2 separate regions of the Homo sapiens genome follow, and region 2 is linked to region 1. The links are chromatin loops, found by intact Hi-C in ENCODE. Cell type or tissue: Caco-2. All regions are shown on one strand. Each heading gives the region's core, and the rest is flanking DNA. Links, peaks and the distances in the headings are about the cores only. Region 1 has its middle 180 kb from the start of GCFC2. Region 2 has its middle 240 kb from the start of GCFC2.

Region 1 (8,960 bases), core at 734-8,733:
AACAATAGTTTGCAATATGTAACACTCTACCAGCAACAAAGTGGTCCGACACACAGCACAGTTCTTGCAAATTTGTAGGACAGAACATATTCTTTAGGTCAGTGCCACTCTAAAAATATAGGACAAAAGGATACTCATTCGTTCATTTAGTCCACATTTATTGAGTACCTGCTATGCTCTAGGTACAGCAGGTACAGAAATGAAGAAGAACTACAGATCTTATCTCAAGAATTTTACATTCTCTAGAGGGGAAGTAGTAAATACATCAATGGGAAAGAGAGATTCAGATATTCAGATTTATGTAGAAAGTAAAAGAGGATGGTGTGCTACATTGTGATGGGGGTGGGGAGAGATGCAATAGAATGTGGACTTCATTAACAATGATACAAAAAATGACCAGGACTTGGCCGGCTGCGTTGGCTCACGCCTGTAATCCCAGTACTTTGGGAGGCTGAGGAGGGCGGATCACGAGGTCAGGATCCTGGCTAACACGATGAAACCCTGTCTCTACTAAAAATACAAAAAATTAAATGGACGTGGTGGCGGGCGCCTGTAGTCCCAGCTACTCCGGAGGCTGAGGCAGGAGAATGGCGTGAACCCGGGAGGTGGAGCTTGCAGTGAGCCGAGATCGCGCACTGCACTCCAGCCTGGGTGACAGAGCTAGACTCCGTCCCAAATAATAATAATAAAAATAAAAGAAAATAAAATAAAAAATAAAAAAAGTGACCAGGACTTAAACCTGTTACATGTTTTTAAACTATGTTTGGGGTGTGGAAAAGTGAAATCAACAGGATTAGAGGATATCTTTTCCAAGGGAAATTTTCAATTTCTCACATTAGCATTTGTCTTGAAACTCTTTGATTTCTTGCTTTTCATGGATTCTGTAGGGAAACCCTTTGGCTCCTTTAGTAAAATAGTAGTGTGAATCTGCAGTTTTTGTAATGAAGGGAGAATCTTCTCATGGGAAGAGGTAACTCTACAGATGATCCTTAACTCTCTTGGGAACTTTCTCTGCATGATACTGGTTTCAGGGGGATGCTAATTTCTTTTTCCCCATTCTGGAAAGTGTGGACATACTTTCCTTAATTTCTTTTTGAATAGTTGAGAAGATCATGGCTTAATGTTTAATAAAGTCTTTACTTGAGGTCAGGGCAAACTTAAGCAAGAGAGCCAACATAGAAAGTAACATGCAATAAAAAATTCTGGTTGTCTGGTGTATCTGGGTCTTGACTCTTAACTCAACATACCCGTGAAAGGGCTGTTTTACTGACTAGCTGGAAGGGACCACTCCACATGCGTCCCAGACCTACTTAGTGGCTCAGAAGCAGCTCTTTTTGCCATACCTTCTGGAGTGTCTTCAAACCTGCCTAAGCTTCGTGAAGTACCACACCAGGACAGCAACAGCAAGTCACATGGAGGAATAGAAGGCCCATGTCCTTCCGTCCCAGACTTGCTCTGCAGATGCTGGCTTTCTGTCTGGGGTCTTGTTTGTTCCTGAAGTGACTGACACAGGAATGCCCACTGCCTGAGAGGGGAGATGCCACCATTTCCCCAACAACTTGTAGAAGTGTTGTTTTATGTGGTTTCAACAGAAAAATTACAGCAGAATCACCATAATTCACAGTTTCAAAAGAGGCACAGCAAGAAATAAGGTAAGATTTTCCCCTTACATTTTCTTTGCCTTTGCATGATTAAAAAAAGAAAGTTGTTGAAATCTAAGTAGCATTCCATGTGAGACTTCAAGGAGTTAGTACAGCTGAGCTCTGACAAAACCATTTCAGCCTTCCTTTATTTCCCTTCTTCTAATGTTAGTTGAATACTATGTAAATATCTTCCTGAACTCCTTGGGAACTCATATGAGCAACATTTAGAATAAGGACACACACGTCACCTTAAAAACAAACTTGCAGACATAGCGAATACACATATAAAAAACAAAGAAAAATTACTTCAAATGAAACCTAAGTGCCTACCATCATACCTGAAAAACACTGTGGACACTTAATTAATTTTTATTTTAAGCAAATATGTAATTAGTAAGCCACAGAATTCATTCCAGAACATTTTCTTCACCCCAAAAAGAAACTTAATATCTACTCCTCAGTCCCATCAAACCCTAGGAACCACTAGTTTACTCTTTGTCTTTATGGATTTTACCTGTTGTGGACATTTTATGTAGAAGGAATCATACAATATGTGTCCTTTAGCGTCTGGCTTCTCTCACTTGGTATAATGTTTTCAAGGTTAATCTATAATATAGCATGTTTCAGTGGCTTTTAGTGGCTGAATAATATTCTATTGTATGAATATATGTTTGTTTCGTCTATTTTAAAAAATCCATTCATCAATTCGTGGACATTGGGTTGTTTGAACATGCATGTACAAGTTTTTGTTTGAACATTTCTTTTAAATTCTTTGGGGATATGTGTATGTGTGTATGTGTATAAATATATATGTGTAAGTGTGTGTATGCACACATTAAAGTGTAAATACACACATGCACACATATATGTATGGGTGAAATTATTGGGTCATAGGCTAACTCTATGTGAATCTTTTTGAGGAACTGCTAAATTGTTTTCCAAAGCAAGTATATACCATTTTACATTCCCACCAGTATGGTGTGAGGGTTTCCACTTCCCCACATCCTTGCCAACATTGTTAATGTTCATCTTTTTGATTATAGACTTAGTGAGTGTGAAGTGGTGACTCATTGTGGTTTTGATTTGCATTTCTTATTATGAAGGGAATGTTGAACTTCTTTTAATATGCTCGTTGGTCATTTTTATATCTTCTTTAACGAAATATCAATTCATATCTTTTGTCACTTAAAAATTGGGACTATTTATCTTTTTCTAGTGGAGTTCTAATAGTTCTTTGCATATTCCGGATGCTAGATTCTTATCAAGTATGTAATTTGCAAATGTTTTCTCCTGTTCTGCAGGTTATCTTTTCACTTTCTTGATTGTGCCCTTTGAAGCACAAAAAGTCTTAATTGTGATGAAGTCCAATTTTTAATTTTTTTTTCCTTGGTTGCTTGTGCTTTAGCTGTCATATCTAAGAAGCCATTTCCTAATCCAAGGTCACAAAGATTTACACTTATGTCTTCTTTAAGAGTTTTGTGGGACTACCTCTTGTGTTTAGGTCTTTAGTCCATTTAGAATTAATTTTTGAAGACAGCGATATATAGATCAACTTTATTATTTTGCACGTGAATATCCAGTTGTCCCAGGACTGTTTGTTAAAAAAGACTAGTCTTTTTCCAATGAAATTTCTTGGTACCCTTGTTGAAAATCAATTGCCCATGTTAATCTTATTAAAGATCTTTAACATGTGATGAGTTGCTTGTCTCTTGCTGTTTTCAAGGTTCTCTTTTTGTCGTGGGCTGTTAACAGTTTGAGTATAGTATGTCAAAGTGTGGTTCTTGTTGAGTTTATCCTACTATCACTTCACTGAGCTTCTTAGATGTAGATTAACATTTTTTAATAAAATTTGATATACTTTTAGTCATTATTTCTTCAAATATTCTTTCTGCCCTTTCCTCCTTTTCTTTCCGAAACTCCTATTATGCATATGTTGGTATGTTTAATAGTGTCCCTCAGGTCTATGAGGTTCTATTCATTTTTCTTGATTTTTTTTGTTCATTAGAATAATAATCTTAGTTGATCTGTTTTTGAAATTGCTGAATTTCTATTCTGTATGTTCACATTTTCTGTTGAACAACATTAGTAAATTTTTCATTTATTGTACTTTTCAACACCAGAATTTTAATTTGGGTCTTAAAAATAACTTTGTATCTCTTTATTGATATTCTTATTATGATTTCTTAGAAGACATCATTCTCATACTTACTTCAGTTCTTTAGACATGGTTTCCTTTGGTTCTTTGAACATATTTAAAATAACTGACTTAAAGTCTTTGCCTAATAAGTTCATTATCTGGGCTTCCTCAGAAACATTTTCCACTAGTTACTCTTTTTTTCATGTGTATGGGCCATTTTTTTTAATTCTTTGTATACCTTATACTTTTTTTTTGGTTGAAAATAAGTGTTTAAAATAATATTACATGTCAACTCTAGGAATCCAATCTTTTTCTCCTTAACCAGGGCTTATCAATGTGGCTGTTTGTTGTTGTTTGTTTAGTAACTTTTCTGGAATAAGTCTCTTCAGTCTGTAGTCTTTGATAGGTTCTACCACTGAAGTCTCTGCTTTGTTTAGTTGTTAGCTAATTATTAGACAGAGACTCCTTAAATACCTGAAACCAATAAATTTTCAGTCTTTGACAAGGGGCTCTGTGTGCATGATAGGAGATGGCTTCAGTACTCAGTCTATTGATATCTTTGTCTTAGCCTTCACTTTCTGTTTGCATGAACCTCAACGTCACCCAAAGATAAGACATTATGACTTTCTCAGATCTTTCTTTATCATGCTCATAGCCCTGGGCATATGTACAGTCCTACTCATGTGTATGACCCTGTAGATTTTGGGAGCTTTTCAAAGCCAATCTCATTCCTTAGCTTTTCCTTTTAAACATTTTAGTTAGCCTATTTGCCCCAACAGTTATTCACCACCTCAGGCAGCCATAAAATTAAGCAATTAATGAAATTTTTTTCAACAAATGCCCCCAGGGAAAAGACTTTTCACACTGGGTGAGCTCTGAGCCAAGTCAAATAGACATTGATGTCTTTTCTTGGGAACCACCAGATAGGTCAAATAATGCCAATTCTCTGTGAAAAAGGCTTTGAAGGAGCAATAACCTTATTCTACACTGTCAAGTAGCTGCCAGGCGCTGTATGTTTTCAAGGCTACTCCAGAACTGGAGAAATAGGGATGAGACTAGGACAAGTAAAAATGCCAGAAAATTGACTGTTCTTCCCAAGATTCAGCCATATTTCTTGAATAAACGCTCTGTGGATTGCTGCAAGCCTTTGATTAATTTCCAGAGTCCTGAAAAAAAGTTGATCTTGACAATTTTTGCTAGTTTTCTTGTTGCTTTTATGGATAAGAGAGTTTTTGAAGGTCCTTACTCTGCCATTTTCACAGACGTTTCCCCTCAATTTCTGATCAGTGATTCAGTAGGTAGACCTTGGGCTTATTAGCTTGAAAATATTTATAAAGCAAGTTTTTTTTTTGGTCAAATATTAGTTACTGTCTCAAAAAAGGTCAGACATGAAAAAAACCCAGAAGTGTTTTAGTACATTTAAACCTTTATATATCCATTGAAGTACATGAAATTACTATATTTGTAGATCAAAAAGGGTATAATATTGGTGATTTCTCATTGCTTAACCCAATATTTTCTAAAGTCTTAGTTTCTCATTCTATTTTTTCCCTTTGCAAAGAACAATCTATTAAGAAAACTTCCAGGAAGTATAAATGGATCCCATATAGCCCCATTAAATTATTTCAAAAGCACAATAAGAAATATGCATTTTAACTGTCATTGTGTAGAGAAGAGCATTTATTTAGCAGTGGTTAAGCACTCTCTGTGTACAGTCACAAAATATGGTAATTTCCACAGGAGCATACATTTAACTCCGCAGACAGATACAGCAATCAAACAAGGGATAAATGATTTTTTTAAAAAAGGACGACTGAGTGAATCCACTAGGTGATAGATTAATAATAAGGGGTTATAAAAGGCCTCATAGAGATTGTGAAATTTCAATCAGATCTTAAAGGATAATATATGGTTTCTTGGACAAGGAAAGTGAAGACATGCAGAAAGGATGGCAGGTGAAAAGTCACAGAATTGTGAGAGGTTTTGATGACTTTTATAAGACAGAGGTAGGTGGGGTATAGCATGCAATTTTCTCCTGTGTTTTATTTTTGTACAAATTGGTATTTTTACTTTCTAGCAGCAAAATGTGTACGTTTTATTTTAGAATATGTTTTAAAAGGCTTGGGCAGACTGCCTTTTATGAACAGAAATTGTTATATATTAGCTCAGGATTGCCTGCATGCTGGTTTGTTCTACCACAAAGGCTGCCAATAATAATGAGAGGGAAAAACCCTGGAGGAAGAGTGCATTTAATTTTTATTGATCATCTTATATCTTAAGAGTTTCATCAAGCAAAGTGACAACATACATAGAACCTGCACCAAAAAGTCTTAGCTGAGTGAGCAAGAATGAATCAGCACAGTGAATAAAACATTATTTTTCTTTTCTTGGCCTGCTACCTCAAGGTCATTGTTAAAAAACAGAAGAGTTCTAGAGTAGTTGTTGTTAAACCTGGCCGCACATTAGAAACATCTGGAGGTATTTTTGAGACTACAGATTCTTAGTCTACATTCCATCCAGACCTGGTGAATCAGAATGTCAAGGTTTTTTGTTTGTTTGTTTGTTTCTTATTTGTCTTAGACAAATCCGGTTGTTCTCATACTTAGCAGATTTGGGGACAAGTGTCTAAGAAGGGTTTGCCTTGCTCCACAACTGTCCAACTGTGTTGCTTGTTTCAAGCCAACTTAATCAATATGACTAAGAATAAATTAATATTATTTTATTAAAAAATATTATACTGTATCAGAGCTATTTTCTTAATCAGTTTGAAAAGGCACAGAAGAAGGAAATGTAAAGAGTTAATAAATCAGGAATGAGAAAAAGCCATGAATAAAATATTTTCTACAGAAATCGGTCTCTCAAAAATCTGTAAATTTATGGTGATTGTGTTTAACAATCATGACTCAATAATGAAATCAGCCATAAAACTTTGACTGTCTACAAGATTAACAAAACATACATTTGTTTTGACTCTCAGCATATTACCATTTTATTGTATAGGCTAAAGTCAGGGGAGGAATAATCAGGAATAGGTATTTTTTCCCATCATTGCCTTCAGACATTCTCTGATAGATTTCCCTTCTCTTTGAGACTGGAGGCAAATGTTTGGAGCTACAGACTTCAAGACCTCATTAGCAGACGGGGCCAGTTGTCTCTCTCTGGTTACCAGTAGAGGGAGTGTCAGCCCCTGATCTTGGCAGCAGAGACCCAGGTAGGAAACAGGACGCTAAGTGCATTGGTGAGTTCCTCTTTCTACCATCCTCCTCTCTGCCATGAGAACTTTGGAATTTCCGTCTTTTATTCAGCAACCATCTTGGGGAGAAGAAATGAAAGAGTAAAATCTGAAATACTGAACATTTCATGACTACAAAACTACACTTGATTCCAGGTTATATTAATGAAAACACAAAGGTGTGTTGGGGTTGGAGGGAGGAGTGAGAAGTAGAGAGTAAAGGAAACGTATGTATTAAAGTATATTTTTTCCTCTGATGGGGATTACTCATTTATTTCATTATTTTCCTATTAAAATGTACAAACGTTCTAAGCTTATTAGAGATAATTTTAGAAATACAGTGTAACCTAGACCTGTACATGCATGCACACATGTGCGCGCGCACACGCACACACACACACACTCATGCAAGATTTATTACAGACAACAGATACAAAGCAACGGGTAAGAAAGTAGGTTCACATTGTCCACACACAGATTCCAGAGTCCTTTCTCAGTCATAAGGTTGTGCTTTATTTCCAGCAAGTGAGCCAGCAGGGGAAGCCGCAGCTCATTCAGTAGGTGTCTTTCAGCTGTACACATAGCTAAAACCAGGCTGTGAGACCATGTTCAATAGCAGAAACCAAGATAACATAACAGACACCCAGATATAAACCACTCATTGGTACACATTCTATAAGGAATATTGGAAAGATGTTACAGACTTCCCACTTGATGTCTTTTGGAAAACTACATTAGCACAAAAAACTACATTAATTCCTATGTAGTATATTCCATTGTGGTTTTGCCAAGGATTACTACTATGGCTCCAGGCATCCCTGGAAATATATGGAGGATTTCAGTACACTAGTGAGAGTTACAATGAAATTTCACACTGTGGATTAGTGTTTTTCATCAGGCTCAGAAAATTCTAAATCATTATCTATTCACATATTGCTTCTTGTTCATTTTCTGTTTTCTGAAACTCCAGTTTTGTATGTTAGACCTTTCCACTATGTCCCATATATTTATTATCTTCTTTTCTGCACCTTTGTCTCTGCACTTTAGCTTGGTGATTATATATTTAAAAAAGGATGAGTGAATTAATGACCACTGGGAGACAGAGATGATAGTAATTTAATAATTAATTATTTATGATCATTATTAATTTAAATTATAAATGATAAATAATTACTATCACATATTTGTATCTTTCATCTTCTCTGGTGGGTCTGATCTGCCATTATAACCATCTATTAAATTCTCAATTTTATTTTTTACTTATGAAAGTTTAATTTTATTTTCAATTGAAATTTCTGATCTTGTCAACCCTTCTCCATTACTGAACATATTAGTTGTAATTACTTTTAAGTACCTATTTGTTATCCTGATAATTAAATGAATTTGTAGTCATCCATGAATTTGTTTCTATTCTCTGTTTTTTTTTTCTGTACTTGTAATTTTTGGTCGAATTTCAGACATTGCATATGAAAAACTGTAGAGGTCCTGAATGATATCTTCCTCCTGAGAGAGTTCTTATAGGCAGATAGAGAGGGGGCAGGTGTCAATCCAGTCAGGTAAAGAACTGACTCAAGGTTGAGCTGCAACTACATCTCCATTCATTTCCAGTATGCTTCTAGTCTTAATCTCTAGCCCTCCAGGAATTCTAGTTTTGTATCTCCTCCTCGATGGGTTCTGATCTCCAGTTTTTATCTCCTCAGATCTGTGATGAGAGTTTGAACATTTTCTCTACACTTCAAGAACTTTCTTCTTAGCTTCTTTCCCTGTTAATTTTAAGAATTCTGCTAGTGTTGGAAGAGAAAACCACCAAGTGTCCCATTGACTACTTAATAATTTCCTTTTCATCAGAATCTTGGTCTCTGAAGTCTTGGCTGTCCTGACATGACTCCAATTTTTGCTCTTCAGTTATGTGAAATTAACAAAAGTTCTGGAAAATTTTGTATGCCCT
Region 2 (8,960 bases), core at 243-8,242, 57 kb after region 1:
AGTTATTATAACACAGTGAGTAGTAATTGCTAAATTGATGGATAAGTGATAATAGGATTACCTAAGAGATAGATAACTATTTCAGTGGGTGGGTCAATGTAGACTTCATAGATGAGGCATTTTGAGATGAATCTCAGAGGAGGCTAATATTTTGACACGTAGAAATGGAGCCCAAGAGCATTCCAGTCATGAGCTAAGATAAGAATTTGAGAAAAAGGTACAATACCATTGCAATGCATCATGTGATGAGCTAGCTACTTAAAAATATGCAAGGTGAGGAGCTGTGGGCATCAGCACCATGAGAACTAGGTGGGAGCTGACCACAGTGACTCTGGTAGGGATGAAGCACAACCTTTATACTGTAGGTGGTCAAAAACAGTGCAAGGTCAATATCAGTGTGTGAGCAGAGTAGGGACCTGATCATCAGTACACTGAAGACAATTTACTGTGGAATAGTGTACAGGACGGAATGAGATTGGAGAATTTAAAGGCAGGAAGTCTTTCAAAGAAGACATTGCAAAAACCTAATCTGAGAATGTCTGGTAACTAAACAAAGGCAATGTGAACAGAAAAGAGAACATAGATGTGCAAGCCATTGTCAAGAAAGTTAGCTGCACTGAGTGATAGAGAAGGAAGTATATTCTAGTTGAAATGCAGATTTGGAATCAGTTTGAATGTAATGTCTGGTTAAAGGTGCTATCTAAGGAACTTGAATTACTGAGGCAAGTCTTCTAAGTTCAGTTTTAGAGATGTTGAGTTTGATATGCCATAGACATCTAAAAATAGTGATGTCTAATAGGTAGTTGAAAATGTAGATGAGGAGGTAAAAAAAGTGACTGAGACTACTGGTATGGTTAAAGGAGTCGTATAGGTAACATAAATGATGCAAGATGAAAACACATAACATAGACACATATAAAATTGAGATAATTTTTCTTAAATTCCAAAATAAAAATTGCAAATAGAACATTATACTCATGTATTATATTTCATAATTTTTATTTTTGTTGACTTGGAACCACCCTTACAGTGTTGTTTTAATGAACAAAAATGTGACTAAGTTTTGCATTTTGAATTTCAATATACAAAAAACATTCAACTGTGATATTTTTAAATGGGGCAATGTTCAGTTTTATTCATTTTCATAATTTAAAAACAACGAAAATAGGGAATTCTGAATATGGATAGTATTTTGGCATGGTTGTTTTTGCATTTAGCACAACTTTATCTGATACACTTGTAGACTTCTGATTTTTTAATATCATCATATTTGTTTTTCAGTTTTGTTGTGCTCCAGCTCATTATCTCTCACTTGCTTCTTCATTCGCAGAGGAAAGCTCACGCAAAATATTAGGTAATTTTTATAAAATGTAGAGTCAGGTAATATATTTTGAAAGTCAGTTCTTAACTGTACAATTTTGAGAATGTAGTTGAGGCTGTACTTTCATTTCTGAAAACCAATTTTAGGGCAGAAAGGTGGGCTAGTTATAATTATTATACCTTAGCTAAGATCTTCCCAAAGCCACAATTTTTCTGCAGATATGTGAATAGAGTCATACATTTTGTGGAAAGTATATTTGAACACTGATACAAAGAAATATTTAGGATTTAGATTGGCTGTAGTATCAACCAAGAAGATCAAGTCTGATCCAGTTTTGACTGGGGAACAGAGGCTGGAAGTTTTCCTTGAGTAACACAGGCAAGTTTCTTTGAATAGTTAAAAACTTCTCTTTAGCCTCATGTCACCACTAAGCCAGCTGTTTTCAAGTAGTGCAGCCTCTAATTCATCAAGCCAATCACCGTATTGCCTGTGATTCAGACAGTCCATATGGTAATGGCTACCTTGACGATGAGTTTCATTTTTAACTTTTAAGATCTCCCTGGTGAGTGATGCATTGGTCAGGCTTATGTTCTGTAACCTAGGAACATGTTGTTACCTTGAATTAAACTTGTATATCACTGACCATTACAGAATCACTGGCTGTAGTCTTGACTACTAATTTTGAGTAGTCCAACATGGACATTTTCCTAACACACAAAAGCAAGTCATTTCCTGATGTTATTTCTAGCATGGGCATCCTGCCCAAAAGTCCTTCGGTCACATCAAAATTCTCTTCGACATCATGAATAAATATAGCTAATTGGGTGGTATTATTTATATCTGTGCTTTCATCAGCTGCCATAGAATATGCCACAAAAGATTTAACTTTTTCATGCATTGTGTCCTGTAAGTTCTTAGCTAAGTCTACAATACATTGAACTACAGCATTTCTGGCTAGACATATTTTTGCAATTGATTATTTCTGTTTGATGCACATACTTTCTAATGCATTTTGTAGACAGTTTATAAAAATAAGCTTACCACCTGAAAAAGGTTTTGAAGTCCCAGGAAACATTCACTTAATACATAATGACGTTGCATGATAGCATTGCTTATTTTATCCACCAAAAATGTTTAGAAATTTCAGTCCTTTAAAGTTGACTTATTTTTCATCACTCATCATTTCTGTATATTGATAATAGTTCTTACCTTGGGTCATCTCATAATGGTGCATTAGTCATATTCTTCTGATACCTTCTTTGCATAATGAACATATTATATTCACATTTTTTAAAAACACATATTCCCCTTGGTTTGTCCCTCTTCACCCCATTTTAGATAGTGAAATGGGTATCAAGAAAGACTGTTTACTCTAAGAAACCAACAGAACTAGTGGTATAATGATGAATAGCCACTTCATTCTGCCTTCAGTTCTGGCTCAATAGGGATTAATGGGGACAGTGGTAAACTAGATCGGGAATTCTCACATAAAGGGGATTCCAAGTATATATAATTTATCTAGTTATCATATAGTTATTGATTTTTTGTTTAGTTGCAATTTGGTCAGAGACTGTGGTCTGGATGATACCAGTCCTTTAAAATGTAATGAAACTTGTTATATGTATGGTATCATAATATTAAGGAAATTTTTATAAATGTTCCATATGTGCTTCACAATGATGTGTATTCTACAGGCATGGAGTACAGTATTTCATGTAACTTCATACATCAAACTTGCCAGTGTTGTACAAATTTCCATGTACTTACTGACTCCTGTTTGCTTGACCTATTGGTTTCAGAGTGATATGTTAAAATCTCTTTCAGTGTGAACTTACCTGTTTCTACCTGGGGTTATGCAGTTTTTGCTTTATGTCTTATATTTTTATGCTATGGAATTAGGTGCATATATATATTTAGAACTGAGGAATCAATCATTCTATTATAACTCCCCTTACTTATTACAATGCTTTTTATTTAATGCTTTCTTTGTCATTAACATACCTATGCTTGTTTGTTTTGCTTAGTATTTGCCAGATAATATCTTTGACTTTCAATGTTTGTGACTTTATACGTATATTTACTAGATGTATCTCTTTTATGTTTCATAAGGTTAAATAAATATAAAACCTGGTGCTGTTGCTTCCACTAGGGAGTCATGTTGCCGTTTTATAATGATGAATTTGAAATTGCTTTCTCTCTCTCTCATTCTCTCTCTACTTTTTATTTTGAAGTAATTTCAGAGTCATGGAAAAGTTGTACAACAGTATAACACCTGCATACCGTCTACTCAGGTTCCACTGTGTTAATATTTGACCGCATTTCCTTTACATTCTCTCTGTGTCTCTATCAGTCTGTCTGTCTAGCTTTTTCTATATTTTTGTACCATTTGAAAATGTTTTTTGATATGATATCTCATTATCCTTAAATTGCTCAGTGTATATTTTTCTAAAAGATACTCTCCTACGTTACCATAGTATATCCATAAAAATCAGAAAATTAACATTGGTAAAATACAACCACCTTACCCTAAAACTCCATTCGCATTTTTTCTACTATCCTAATGCAGTCATTTATTGAACAAAGCAAACAAAAAAATCAGTCAATCAAACAAAACCTCCTTTTTTATCTCTTTCCTTTCTGGTACAACATTCAATCTGGGATCATGCATAGGATTTAGTTGTCAAGTCTTCTTAGCCTCCTTCAGTCTCTTCAGTCTAGAACAATTTATCAATCTATCCTTGTCTTTCATGACTTAATATTTTTGAAGTGTGGAGGCCGGTTAATTTTATTACCTATTTGTTAAATATTTCCTGATGATTCAATTCACATTATGCAATTTTGGCAGAAATATCAGACTTGAGATGCTATTTAATATGATGTTATTTGTCTCATTAATGTTAATGTTAAATTTTAGAAGTTTAAAAGTGGTGTCTGCCAGATTCTTCACTGTAAAGTCAATTAAAATTATTTCTCACTTATAAATTATTAATTATTATTATATTTCCTACAGAGATGATTTGAGATTATGAAAATAAACTCTTCCTTATCACACTTTTACCCATTGATTTGAACATCCATTATTGATTATTTTTAATTTATTATTTAATTGCAGAATTATGGGGTAAAATAAAAGTTGAACAATTAGGATCCAAATGAACTTTTAATTTTTCTCTTTAAAAAATGGATGAGCAAAGAGTCTGCTGTTCTCTAGGGTTTGGCCTCAGTCTGTGGACCGTCTGGTTTTGGAGTCACTTCAGGTTGGGTATTTCTTAACTATGCCCAACCTTGGAGTTACTCAATCAAAATTCCTGGAGGTTGGGAAATAGGAACCTTCCTTTTTAACAGATTTCCAGGTGATTCATAAATATAGAGAACTGCTCTAATAAGAGTCAAGTGACCTTTGGTTTAAGGATGCCTAACACCTGCAAATTGTGGATAAAGGATACAGAAGTTGCTTTTAATGTAATGGGTTATAAATATTACATCAGACACGCCATTGAGACAGGATAGATTTATCCAACTTAGAATGTTCACATTCTGCCCCAAAATAGATGAATGTGCAGCAAACCATTTAAGCAGAAGGCTCTTCTGCTCTACATAATGCAACAAGTGAAGTGGAAAAAAAATCCCTTTCTCTGTAGTCCTAAGGTCTCCACACACAGTCTAAATTTTTAATTTTTCTTAGTGAATATTAAAGCAGATAGCAGTTCAGTCCTTTCTACTTTATTCCAAGCCTCCCATCTTCAGCCCCTTATTTCCTCTGCTTTCCAGTAGCAAACACACTATTATCCATTCAGTTGCTAGGTTCTTTGTCTCTTGAAAGCTTCTGCTGCTGTGAATCATGAAAGAAAATTCTGTCTTTGTGTATATCACCTTTTTAGTGCTGTTTTACCTTGGAAAATTTATCTGAACCATGGCCTCAGACCTGTTACTTCTGGCCACTTTTATTATCGTCGCTGGTATGAATTGGCATCCCATGAACTTTTCACAATTATAGTCCTATTTCAAATCTCCCCCAAGTGCCATAACTTTGCCCAAGTGAATTTATTAAGTGCTCTTTAATCAGCTCAAGCTTAAATCTCATGAGTAAAATGCAGCCTGGGCTCCTTCAGTTAATATTAATGCTTTTCCCCATTCAGACTTTCCTGTAATTCAACCATAGGGTATTTCATTGCAAGAAAATTAGCTACCAAACATGAGGACTCACAGGTTTTCCTGGCTTTAGGTAGAGTGACATTTTTTGAGGTCCTATTTATTTAATATGACAGACACATAGAATTATGTTTTCATTTAAAGACTATTCTTTACAATTCTGAATAGAATATTGTCATCTTAAATCAAAACATATGAAAGACGGTAGTGTGAAAATCTCCTTAGAATACAAAGATAAGAACTTTAAAGACAGAAAAAATCTTGCCATTTCTAGAGTTTTAACCAAAAAGCAGGATGATGAAATAAACAGCAAAAGTAAGTTTGGTTTAAAAATTTTTATATTTACCTAAGAGTTCATCACTACATTAACTGGTTTTCTTTTATTGGTTTATCTATTGTATACCCGAAACTGAAACTTTATATACATGTACCATATGACTTTGACATAGCTGATTTTACAGGTGAAAATGAAAGCTCTGGAAGACTAAGTAACTTTCCATAATATTAGAAACCGCCACACTAGTCTAATTCTGAAATCCTGCCTTTTCTTTTCTATCATCCTACTCATTAAGCCTTCCATGATAGCAGGTACAGAAATATGGTCCTTGGTGATGCCCAATATTGGCATAAATCTCACCCTATTAGGTTAAAGTGACAGAAAATGTAAATGTTCTTAATTTCTAAAAGAAAAATGAAAAAAAGAATTATTGTTAGATTTTCCTTTGCATCAAAAACAAAAGAAGATTCTTTGCAAATGAAATATTTCCCACTTCTTGTTTAGGAGATTATGATGAGAAAATTATATTTCTTAGAAGAATTTGTAAGCTTAAAAACTCCATGTGCCTTGAGTTATGCTGGCAAACCCAAGTGCTTATTGGTTTTCTTCCTATGTTGATGAACAAGAGCAGTGTTAGAAAAAACAAATAAATAAAGTAGAAAGGTTTTAAATGTTCCATTATTTTGCAGCATTGGCAATTTGTACATTTCGGCACTATGTATGACCAGGCGTATGTGAGCCTACAACTTGTGGACCAACATACCTATTCCCTTCTTTCCTCCCTTCCTCCACCCTCCCCTTCCCTCTTCTCTACTTTCCTCCCATTCACTTTTTTGTCTCTGTCACTCTGCATTATATTTCTAATCTTCTTGCTTGCAACTTAGAAATACCCACTTATATTCATTGTGAATTGTGCCCATGCCAACTACCCTCACCTCCTTTCAATATGCATAATGTTTAGTCATTTTGCCAGGTTTTGATAAATAAAAAATAATGTTTATAATTTCATCAAAAATCTTGTTTTACTTTACAATTTATTAATAAAACCAGCACCTTACCAGATAAACTCCTAAGAAATAATTACCTTTTAATTTGAGGTTTGAAGGATTTTCAAACAAAATATGTTTGTGTTATTGAGAAAGAAGCTATAATAAGAAAAAAATTAATTTCCAGTTCATATTTTATCATTGAAAAAGTGGATGGTATAAAATTATACCATCCACTTTTTCAATGATAAAAGTAATTCAATATTCTGCTTGAAATTATGGAAAAGCATATTGAATAAAATAAAAATTTCCTGCCATCCCATGAATGAGAAAAATATACTCTTATCTAAGTTTTACTTCATTTTTCTTTTAGTTAACTCCCAGTCACTCCTTAGAGTTGTCAGCTAAAACAATCAAGTCATTCTTCCTTATCCCCCCTCCCTAACCCAATTGGATCTGGTTTCCTGTTAGATAACTTTCTATGCTTCTCATTCATATTTCATAAGCACTGCAGATGTAATGAATTGTTTATTATTATCTGTCTCCATCTAAGGCATAGGCTGTGAGTTGTTTAGTTGCAGTGGTCCAGCTCTTAGTAAAATGAACAAACATAAATATGTAAAATTTTGAATTATGCTCTATTAGTTCTATAATCTGTTTATAATTTAACATATTACAATCAACTTCCCTTGTTATTAAATATTTTTGAATCTATACATATTTGTTTTATTGATCTATGTGTATAACTATAGGTAGATTTCCACTTTAGTCAAATATGTTAATTATTTTCAGATGGGTTCTGTCTATATGACAATGCATTAGATATACACATATGTTTACCAACATTTTTCTAATATTTTATGGGGTTGTTTATATTTAAACCTTTAATTCTTCTAGAATTATTTTTTCTTAAACTTCTTGTTATAAAAGTGTAGAGAATAGTATAATGAACCTTCATGTACATTACAATCCAGATTCACAATTATAAATTTATGGTCAATTCTGTTTCATTTATACCCCTATCCACTTTACCCTCAGTTATTTTGAGACAAATCCTAGACGTCATCTTATTCATCTGCAAATATTTCTTTAGGAATCTGTAAAAGATAAAGGCTCTTTAAAATGATATGACCACATTACTATTGTCACATCTAAAACAAGCAGTCATTCCTTATAATATTAATTTTTCTCTTATTGAATGAAGCAGAAATTTCTATCATTTCCTCCTGGCTTCTTAGCATCTGTCTCATTACCAGTGTATGAATGACGTGTATTTTTCAGTGTAGTTATCTTTCTCTTTACAGAAACTCAGCAGAAGAGACCACCATTCTTTCTTTCTTTCTGTCCAGCTTGGCATTCATGTGTTTGGCTGTACTAGTTATCTGCCTTCTTCTTGGTCTTCTTTCTGTGGATCCCTGCTGTCTTTCAGCTGACAGGAGCAGTTTTTACAAACCTGGGGCCTTGGAGCATCTGTTGAGTGCTGTTAATAAGCTGTAACTTACATGCTTTATGCAGTGTTGAGTTGAATTATAAGTTGAGCCATGTCCTTCTCTACCACGGTCAACACTCTTTTTGATACATAGCCTTCCAAATTAGGAAGGTTTGGTTCCATTTTCCTTGATATCTTCCTGCTACACTGCACAGCTTTCTCAGGAAGAGTAAATGCAGATTGTACCTCAGTGATTTTTGTCAATCAGGTATATTTGTACTTTAACATGCATTCTCCAGAGTTTTCTGTTTGGGCTGCATTTTTCCTTCCCTTTTATATCACATGCATGTTTGTCTCTGTTGTAATATTCTCCTGGTGATTTCAATAGAATCTTGGGATGGGGGAGCTAAATACCCACAATCACATGGATGTTGCTGGGAAGTCCTGAATGAATTTTCTTGGGGGAAATACCATAAAGATTATTTCTGCAGAGATTAAGGGCTGGTAATTATCCAATAATTCAAGAAACTTTAAGACTTTACTTATAATGTTAAAAAGTATATTTAGCAACTGAGTAATAGTAGCTAAAATGGCACTTTGAGATTAGGTAAAAAATTATATTGACAAATGGAATGTCAGCTCTGCTCAACCGAAAATATTGACTTATTTCTCTGCTTTTCTTCTATCCTGTAAAACTTTCACTTTTGCCTGGGCTTGAGTTCAAATTCTTTGCAAGTTCAGGCACATCCACATATTCTGGCCTCTGACTCTCCAAAGACCACTGTGACTTGTGAG

What was found. Hi-C counts contacts between places; a loop is a spot of excess contacts. Peaks named below come from ENCODE experiments on the same cell type or tissue, not always from the same donor. Only the 100,000 strongest peaks of a DNase experiment are listed, where the experiment ranks them.
Region 2: it touches region 1 in a loop (7-fold over the local background); 2 of 110 quality-filtered maps call a loop at or near these places.

Annotation. Positions count from the first base shown.
Region 1 is chr2:75,890,017-75,898,976 of GRCh38, forward strand. No RefSeq gene overlaps it. Among named protein-coding and RNA genes, the nearest start is that of GCFC2, 180 kb to the left of the region's middle. RefSeq lists a silencer at 6,922-6,991. In Caco-2, for the core only: a CTCF peak has its summit at 6,936; DNase peaks (open chromatin) are centred at 4,348 and 6,945.
Region 2 is chr2:75,947,764-75,956,723 of GRCh38, forward strand. No RefSeq gene overlaps it. Among named protein-coding and RNA genes, the nearest start is that of GCFC2, 240 kb to the left of the region's middle. In Caco-2, for the core only: no CTCF peak of the experiment used is centred there; no DNase peak of the experiment used is centred there.